Linked DNA regions of Homo sapiens: region 2 is linked to region 1. Evidence: chromatin loops called from intact Hi-C (ENCODE). Cell type or tissue: PC-3. All regions are shown on one strand.

The links. Peaks named below come from ENCODE experiments on the same cell type or tissue, not always from the same donor. Only the 100,000 strongest peaks of a DNase experiment are listed, where the experiment ranks them.
Region 2: it touches region 1 in a loop (4-fold over the local background); 1 of 110 quality-filtered maps calls a loop at or near these places.

Annotation. Positions count from the first base shown.
Region 1 is chr13:100,041,236-100,046,235 of GRCh38, reverse strand. No RefSeq gene overlaps it. Among named protein-coding and RNA genes, the nearest start is that of PCCA-DT, 45 kb to the left of the region's middle. In PC-3, a CTCF peak has its summit at 3,084 (motif pointing left); no DNase peak of the experiment used is centred here.
Region 2 is chr13:100,154,207-100,159,206 of GRCh38, reverse strand. PCCA (propionyl-CoA carboxylase subunit alpha) reads right to left here. Exons shown (of 24, transcript NM_000282.4): 5 at 4,115-4,228; 6 at 1,867-1,920. Among named protein-coding and RNA genes, the nearest start is that of PCCA, 68 kb to the right of the region's middle. In PC-3, no CTCF peak of the experiment used is centred here; a DNase peak (open chromatin) is centred at 2,186; H3K4me3 peaks cover 275 bases; H3K27ac peaks cover 1,117 bases.

The DNA of each region.
Region 1 (5,000 bases):
TAAAGAAATATTAGAACAACAAACATTAAACATGTAAGGTTTACCTGTAAGAGGAGAAGTACAATTGGGTGGATGGATACAGATGTGAGGAGATTTCTCATAATGCATACTTTTCATATCATTTTTATTTTGGGTCATGTAATGCACTATGAATAAATTCTTCAAACAAGTAAATAAATACAATTTATCCAGATATGTTTTTACTCTGCCCCTCAATGAATACTCAAGGAGTGGCATGACTTTTCAGATCATTCTTACGTGATTAAAAGTCTCGTAGTTAGTTTGATTCACAAACGTAGTCTCAATTTCATTTTAAATAAAAATGTTTGATCCCATAAAATAATGCGCTGCAAAGTTAATTGAAGGTAGATCTTGTCCTCTCCCACGGATGGGGTCTGCAGTGGGGTAAGCCCGTTAGTGCCAGAAGGGAACACGGTCCTTTCTCCCCTCAAGCTGCTACCCTGCCTACTGTGATTTTACTAACCTCTCTTTCTGACCTGGCCTTCTCCACACAGAGGAGGACAGCAATGTTCTTATTCTACCCATAAGGTCATGAGATGGTTTCATGCTTTCTGGGCTTGCAGAAATTGAAAGCTGACTCTTTCTCTTTTGGAGTCCTTTATAGCAGAGGTCCCCAACCCCTGGGTGGCAGACTGCTCTCTGTCAGTGGCCCGTTAGGAACCAGGCCACACAGCAGGAGGTGAGCAGAAGGCAGGAGAGCATTACCTCCTGAGCTTCACCTTCTGTCAGATCAGCAGCAGCATTAGATTCTCATAGGAGTGCAAACACTATTGTGACCTACACATGTGAGTGATCTAGGTTGTGTGCTACCTATGAGAATCTAATGCCTGACGATCTGCGGTGGAACAGTTTCATCCTGAAATCATCCCCCCACCCCTCACCCACCCCATCCATGGAAAAATCGTCTCCAAAAAGGTTGGAGACCACTGCTTTATAGGTTCTTAGGAGATGTCTCCCACAAATCATCGTCAGACTCTCACCTGCAGTTCCCTTGAACAGAAAAAAATGCACTCTATTTCAAGGACCTTATTCATTCCTAACCACTAGGAATTCAGTGAGTTTCTGCCAGCTTCTCCCCTGCTAGGCCTGTTCACCCTTTCAGTGGCCTTTGAGTCAGATTATGAAATGGCCCGAAACAGGCTGTCTTTTCATGGGACAGATGTTGCACTCCAGCCTAGGTGACATTTTTATTTAAAATGAAATTGAGACTATGTTTGTGATTCAAACCAACTATGGGACTTTTAATTAAGTAAGAATTCCCATGACATCTGGTTCATGGGAAACACTTAAGCACTCGTTGCCTAACAAACTCTGGAATAACAGGCTAATTCCAATCTACTAGTAACTCTCCTCTGTTCCACCTCCAAGCTGCAAGGCAGCCCTTCTCTCTCTTTTTTTTAAGGCAGAGTTTTGCCCTGTCGCCCAGGCTGGAGTGACCTTAGCTCACTGCAACCTCTGCCTCCTGGGTTCAAGTCATTATCCTGCCTCAGCCTCCCGAGTAGCTGGGATTACAAGCAGCCGCTACCACACCTGGCTAACTTTTGTATTTTTAGTAGAGACGAGGTTTCACCATGTTGGCCAGGCTGGTCTCGAACTCCTGACCTCATGATCCACCCACCTTGGCCTCCCAAAGTGCTGGGATTACAGCCTTTCTCTTAATGTCAAGATTTCCTCCATCCTGGCTAACATGGTGAAACCCCGCCTCTACTAAAAAAATACAAAAAATTAGCCAGGCATGGTGGCGGGCACCTGTAGTCCCAGCTACTCGGAGGCTGAGGCAGGAGAACGGCATGAACCCGGGAGGCGGAGCTTGCAGTGAGCCGAGATCACAACACTGCACTCCAGCCTGGGCAACAGAGTGAGACTCCGTCTAAAAAAAAAAAAAAAAAAAAAAAAGATTTCCTGGCCGGGCGCGGTGGCTCACGCTTGTAATCCCAGCACTTTGGGAGGCTGAGGTGGGCGGATCACGAGGTCAGGAGATCGAGACCATCCTGGCTAACACGGTGAAACCCTGTCTCTACTAAAAATACAAAAAAAAATTAGCCGGGCGTGGTGGCGGGCGCCTGTAGTCCCAGCTACTCGGAGAGGCTGAGGCAGGAGAATGGCATAAACCCGGGAGGCGGAGGTTGCAGTGAGCCGAGATCGCGCCACTGCACTCCAGCCTAGGCGACAGAGCGAGACTCTGCCTCAAAAAAAAAAAAAAAAAAAAAAAAAAAAATGTCCCCAGGAGGAATCAGACATTAGTGAACTGTGACCTGATAAATAAATTAAGAGAACACATATTAAGCTTTCCAGTTGGTCTTATTGAAGCCTTTCTCTTTTAACTTCAGATGAGTGGGAAATAAAGTGTCTACTTCTCTACATTAGAGGAGAGTAGGCTTCAAAGCCCATCAGCAGCTCTTGCCAAAGAAAGCCTTGTAAAAAATTCCTCTCTCTTAAGAGTGAAGACACTGCACAACACCTTAGTCAGATTATCAAAATGAATATCAATGATGAGAAACAGACATATTGGTGCACCTAAAAATGTGATACTCTGAGAATATATCATTTATGTAGCATTTTAATTAAGAACACATAACCTGAATATTATCATGAGAAAACTAAAAATGAGAATCATTCTTGTTAAAAAAGAATCAGATATCATTGTCATAAAGGACAAAGAAAAGCTCAGGAACTGTTCCAGACAAGAGACTAAAGAAACAACAACTAGGCCAGGCACAGTGGCTCAGGCCTATAATCCCACCAATTTGGGAGGCCGAGGTGGGCGGATCACCTGAGGTCAGGAGTTGGAGACCAGCCTGACCAACATGGAGAAACCCCACCTCTACTAAAAATACAAAATTAGCCGGGCATGGTGGCACATGCCTGTAATCCCAGCTACTTGGGAGGCTGAGGCAGGAGAATAGCTTGAACCCAGGAGGCGGAGGTTGCCATGAGCTGAGATCGCGCCATTGCACTCCAGCCTGAGCAACAAGAGCGAAACTCTGTCTCAAAAAAAAAAAAAAAAAGAAAAGAAAAAAGAAACATAACAACTAAATGTGATATGGATACTGCAACCTCTAGTGGAGGACAAAACAAATGCTATAAAGAACATTATTTAGGCAGTTGACAAATTGGAATGTGGATGGTAGATTATTTTTAAAAGTATCGTTTCAATGGGAAATTTCCTGACATTGATAACTGTACTGTGACTTTCTAACAGAATGTCCTTTTTCTTAGGAAATATACAAGGAAGTATCTGGAGGCAAAGGGGCGTGATGTATGTAGTTTATTCTTCAATAGTTTAGAAAAAAATATATATATGTTGACAGAGAAAGAATAAATCCCTAACAATAAGCAAATGAAATAAAATGTTAACAGTAAGTAAATCTGGATAAAAGGTAAATAGGTAAGGCTGGGTGTGGTGGCTCACGCCTGTAATCCCAGCACTTTGGGAGGCCAAGGCGAGCGGATCACGAGGTCAGGAAATTGAGACCATCCTGGCTAACACGGTGAAACCCCACCTCTACTAAAAATACAAAAAATTAGCAGGGTGTGGTGGCCAGTGCCTGTAGTCCCAGCTACTCGGGAGGCTGAGGCAGGAGAATGGTGTGAACCCAGGAGGTGGAGCTTGCAGTGAGCCAAGATCATGCCACTGTACTCCAGCCTGGGCCACAGAGCGAGACTCCATCTCAAAAAACAAAAAACAAAAAAAGGTAAATAGGTATTTCTGATATCATTCTTACAACTTTTCTGTAAGTTTGAAATCATTTCCAAATAAAAATGTTTTTATTTAAAAAAAAGTCTGCTCTCTCTCTCTTATTCAAGAATATGATTCATATGTATCCCTGATAAAGGTAAAGGGACCAAGAGTCATACAATAATAATGTCTTCTATTTAACCATTTCAATATGAAAAAAATTATACACAAATAAAAAAGTGTATATTATGAACACACAGCTTAGAAAATAACAAACACCTGTGTACCGAGGATGTAGCTTAGAGAGAGAACATTATCAATACTTTGACACCCTTCCCCCACATCATGCTTTTTCCCAGTCATCATTCCACCCGAGGTAATTACGATCCTGAATTTTATAATAATTGTTCAATCATTTTCTTCAGGGATTTATGACATATATATGTTGAGCTTAACAATGTATAATTTAAATGTGCCTGTTTTACATTTGATACAAACAGAATATTGTTTACTCTTCTGTGACTTACTTTTTCCATTCAATATTACATTTTTTAGATCATTCTTACTAATGAGAACAGCTAAGGCACATTTATTTTCATTGCTAAAAAACAGATCAATGTATGACTATACTGTTATTTATTTATTTATTTATATTATTTATTTTTTTGAGACGGAGTTTCACTCTTGTGGCCAGGCTGGAGTGCGATGGCATGATCTCAGCTCATGGCAACCTCCGCCTCCTGGGTTCAAGCGATTCTTCTGCCTCAGTCTCCCAAGTAGCTGGGATTACAGTCATGTGCCACCACACCCAGCTAGTTTTATATTTTTAGTAGAGACGGGGTTTCTCCATGTTGGTGAGGCTGGTCTCGAATTCCCAACCTCAGGTGATCCGCCTGCCTCGGCCTCCCAAAGTGCTGGGATTACAGGCATGAGCCACCACGCCCGGTCTGATTATACTGTAATTTATTTATCTAGCTTACTATTGATGAACATTTGTGTTGCTTCTGTGTTTCTGTCCTTATTAAACAATGATAGTATTAACATTCTTGCACTTGTCTCTTGAGGAGAATGAGCCTTCTCTAGGTTATGGAAGTTTCTTCATATTCCTAGCTTATTTAGATTGGGCTTTTTTTTTTTTTACTTATTAAGATGATCATATGGTTTTCAATACTTTATCCTCTTAATCTAGTAAATGGCATATATTATTAATAATGACAATAGAATTGATTTTTGAACATTACACTTTACCTTACATTCGTGGGTTGAGTCCAATTTGGTAATGATGTATTTATCATTCTTA
Region 2 (5,000 bases), 110 kb before region 1:
AGGCAGAATAGCTTGAACCCAGGAGACAGAGGTTGCAGTGAGCCGAGATCATGCCACTACATTCCAGCCTGGGTGACAGAGCAAGGCTATGTCTCAAAAAAAAAAAAAAAAAAAAAAAAAAAGGCAGCATTTTTTTAATAACTGAAAAAATGCATAAACTGTATATAATATTATATATAATATATAAAATAAATAAATGTATTAACTGTATAGGAATAAATGTATAATACTGGCACCACATCACTTATCCTACTCATATAATTTGGATTTGGATATTCATTTATAGCAGGAGTTCCCAAACTTTTTGTATAAAGGACCATAGAAAAAGTATTTTAGGCTTGATAGGCCAAATGGTCTCTGTCACAACTACTCAACTCTGCTGTCACAGGACAAAAGCAGCATAGACAATGCATAAATGAAAGAGCATGGCTGTGTTTCAATAAAATTTTATTGACAAAAACAGGCAGCAGGCTGCATTTGTCCTGTGGACTGTAGTGTGCCGACCTCTCATCTATACGGACTTAAATGTAATACATTACATTATATATATACACACATACACATCTAAATTTAAGTATTATATTCAAATAGTTTTTATAATAACAGAATCTTGGTCAAAATTCCAAGGAAGATAAAAAATAAAAAGGGATATAAACAAAAAAATGTAGATATGCTGCATAAAACCTGGGAAACTGGAACCTCTGGATGTGTCCATGTAATTTGCCCCCTCAGGATATCTCTTTAGGCCTTAGTTTTGGACCCACAAAGCAAGGTGGTTCAAATAGACAATTCTGTGATCTTAATAATTGTTTCAAGTTAAAGTTATAGATTTTAAGTGGAAATTCCATCTAGAAAATAACAACATTCACAAATAATTTCCAATCCGTGGAAGAACAGAATACGAGTACAGTTATGCTCCACAGAATATTTCAATGAGGCACCACACGTATGACAGTGGTTCCATAGATTCTAATACTGTATTTTTAACTGTATCTTCCCTGTTTACATGTTTAGATACACAAATATCTACCACTGTATTACAACAGCCTACAGGATCCAGTACAGCAACACGTATAGGTTTGTAGCCTAGGAGCAATAGGCTATAACACACTTAGCCTAAGTGTGTGGGAGACTCTACCATGTAGATTTCTGTAAGTAGACTCTGTGATGTTCACACAAGGATGAACTCGCCTAATGATGCATTTCTCAGAATGTATTCACGCTGTTAAGCAACACATGACTGTATGCCACAGAAACAAGTATAACATATTAGAATAAATTAAGATAGTACCTGGCATAATTGATCTAATAACAAACATATGTACAAACATTAATCAAAATCATATTCTAGTACCTAAAAAATAAGGTTTCAGTACCATCTTGAATGAAGTTATAAATATACCTGGAAAAATCAATTTAATAACAAACATACGTTAATTCACCTAGCTGGAAGGGGACATTTAGATCATTAAAAACAACTTCACCCAAAATAGAGGCATTGGTAAGATTTGATATTAAATGCCACAAAATAATTAAATCACTACAATAACTCACTAAACTCCCTAACATATTTACAGTTAAAAATCTGAAGTTTTTAACTTTAATTCAAATATCATGCAGTATATAATAAACCAGGTATCATTCATTCAGTGTAATGGTGATTTTGTAAACTTTTCTGTTTTTATAATTACTCTTCAAATAAACAGTTGAGTTTCAGACTAAAACCACTTCACTTGTCACAATTTTCAAAGAACTGCTGGGTTAATTAAAATTCTATAATCCATCACTACCCACATTTACAAAGCCATGCTACCACACTGCTTTCTGAAAAAGAAATGAACAGTTTCTGGTTCATTACCAACTTACCAAACATCTGGCAAATTCTTTGTTTTCTGAAAGGAATCCATAACCTGGATGTACCTTAGAAATGAAAGCAAAAAGCACTTTCAATTTTATCATATTGCAAAAGCTTTATAAGCAAAATGTACAGTGCATTTATGTATTAATATTTACTGTTCAAGAGCCCTTGAATAAGTACACTTCTCTTATACACTGATCAGTTCTAACTCACATTTCTAGGATCAGAATCAAATTCCAAGAAACTGCCTCTTATATTTACTTTCTCCACACTCCCTTTGTCCTAACTGATTCATTTTCCACACACTACCTTTGTCCTAACCACAATGGGGAGTATATGCCCACATAGCTTCCTGCCCACTGGCATTTGTCTACACTATTCAACAAAACTCTCTCTCCTTTTCCTGAGGCTAACTTTGCCCACAATTCTGGAGAATTTCACAATGGCTGGTGCATCAAAGAATTATGTAAAAGGAACCTTGGCAAAGATGGATGAAAAACTCTAAATTCTCCTTTCTTTACAGTACTCACGAACTGGTAATTTCCAAAACCCAGACTACTAGGACAGCTAACACATTTTATTCCTGATGGCATTAATAATACTCGGCAACTACCAACAAGCCGTTTCTATCAAACTGAACTAAAATGGAGGTGTGGTTTTACTTTTATTTTGTGCTCTGAATTTTTTTTCTTCTAATGTCTACTCTTCTTTCCTTCCTCACCCCAAACTTTGCCATCCACAACTACTTTATACTATCCTCACCCACAAGCCACATTGCTACAATCTACCAGCCTGATCCAATCAAGTAATTTTTGGCTCTCCCAGACTGGCCAAACATAAATTTCGCCACTTCAGTATCAGCCAGTGTTGAACATACTTCTAGTAAAATAATTCTGCTAAAAAGAGAGTCAAATTTCTAAAGGAACCAGTATCATAATCCAGAAATAGCTACGTATCAGCGACTTTTAAATGCTGAACTCGGGCTGGGCACAGTGGCTCCTGCCTGTAATCCCAGCAGTTTAGAAGGCTGAGGCAGGCAGATCACCTGAGGTCAGGAGTTCAAGACCAGCCTGACCAACATGGTGAAACCCCTTCTCTACTAAAAATACAAAATTAGCTGGGCATGGTGGCAGGCACCTGTAATCCCAGCTACTTGGGAGGCTGAGGCAAGAGAATCGCTTGAACCTGGCGGGACAGAGGTTGCAGTGAGCCAAGATCACGCCATCGCACTCTGGCCTGGGCAACAAGAGCGAAACTCCATCTCAAAAAACAAAACAAAAAAAAAGCTGAACTAAGCTTTATGAGCATGGTACAGAAGAATTTAAACTACTGTATCAGAGAAGAAGAGTTTTCATTCCACCAACTTCATTTTATCAACACTCAACTACATATTTATTTTGGCAAGCTATAGTTAAAAGGTTAAAGTGTTTTACCTTCACTAACTGTGCTAATAAACTGTAAACATCTATAATATGGGTTCACGAATTAGGCTTTTTATTTAAACATTCATCTTACTAAAACATTTCTTTCAAAAGAAATGTGAGCGCTAATTGAAGCGCTCCAGGCTTAATTGCTGGTGTTGGATGTTTCCATCCAGTTTTAGAGATAACTTTGCATAGTTTTTAACACTATATATAATTAGTTCTGATAATTAAAAAAAGAAAAAAGAAAATAGAAGAAAAAACACTGTTTCTGATATCAGAAATCATTTTTTTCCTTGGATTCCACTCTATTCAAACAGAACTGGGGGTGGAGAGAATGATTTATCCTTGTAAATTATGAGCATTCTACTGACATTAACAAACTAAAATAATTACCAAATGTGCTGTTTTTATTTCTGGAAGTGTACTAGGTATAAGTAATTTTTAAATTATTAAAATGGAATTTGAACACAGTCTTTGGATCCTGTTTATAACACAGAATTTTTTAAAATGCTCTTATTACACGGAAAGGGTTAATACTCAAAACTAATTGGGATTTCTTTTTTCCTAGCAAATTTGGAAATGAACTGAAACTGCTCCCTGGTGTGAAAGCTGAATCCAGCAGCCACCTGCAGGATCAGCAACCAACACTGCCAGATGCTACAAAGCCTTTGATTTCCAGTAGCGAATTCGACCACATTTAACTCATGTGACATGAACTAACTGCAACAGCATTTTCAATCATTCTTTCCTATTTTTTTTTTTAAATACAAACTCTAGCTTTCTGCTCACTACATATGAAACAGCTGCAGTAGATAGATTCATTCAGACTCACAGCTTGGGCCCTGGTTTTCTTAATGGCTTCCATGATGGCATCCATGTTGAGGTAGCTTTTACTGGTGGGAGCTGGGCCAACACAGACAGCCTCATCCGCCATTTTCACATGAACCTGAGGAGACAAATTTCTGCATTAACAGATGCGCCCAGCAAAAAGAATTACCATCATCTGCAAATACACACAAAATTGCAAATCTGATTGTTCTGCCTATCATTTATAGAGTCGTATTTCTTTTTGAGTATGCACTAAAAAGCAACAATGCAACAAATAAACTCAGGAACTCTATTAACCATGATTTCATTTATTACAGCCTAATTCATTGTCTAACCAAATAATTTCCATAATATCCCCTATCTCTTTATGTAAAATCACAGCAAACAATTTTAGCTTCCTATTCCGTTCATCAATACATAAATTTGATATCAAAAACTACCTTGTTACATGTAGCCAGGGTAGCCCAATATTTTAATAAAGAGCACTCATGCCCAGTTCTAAGCAAGCTCCCCAGGAAGTTGGGATAATTAGAGGGACTGAATGGAGGGATGCAGTGAGTGTCCCTGCACAGCATCAGGTCAGCACCAGGCACAAATTAAAGCCTAAGACGAAAGAAAGAGTTCAATATCACAACACATGAACCAGAAAATCTTGAGAATCATTTAAATACTCTCACATTCAATCTTCATCCATTTTACATTTATTCCTAAAAGAAATGATATGTGTATTAAGTTCTAAAGCTACTCAAAATTCAGGAATGTATGCTCCATTTTTAAGACTACTCACTCTATAATGTTTAAATCTATTTATTTTGCATAATAGAAGCTAAGCATTCAATATGAAAAAGAGTAAACTGCTTAGTTCTAAAAGGAGTCTATTCTTTTTAACT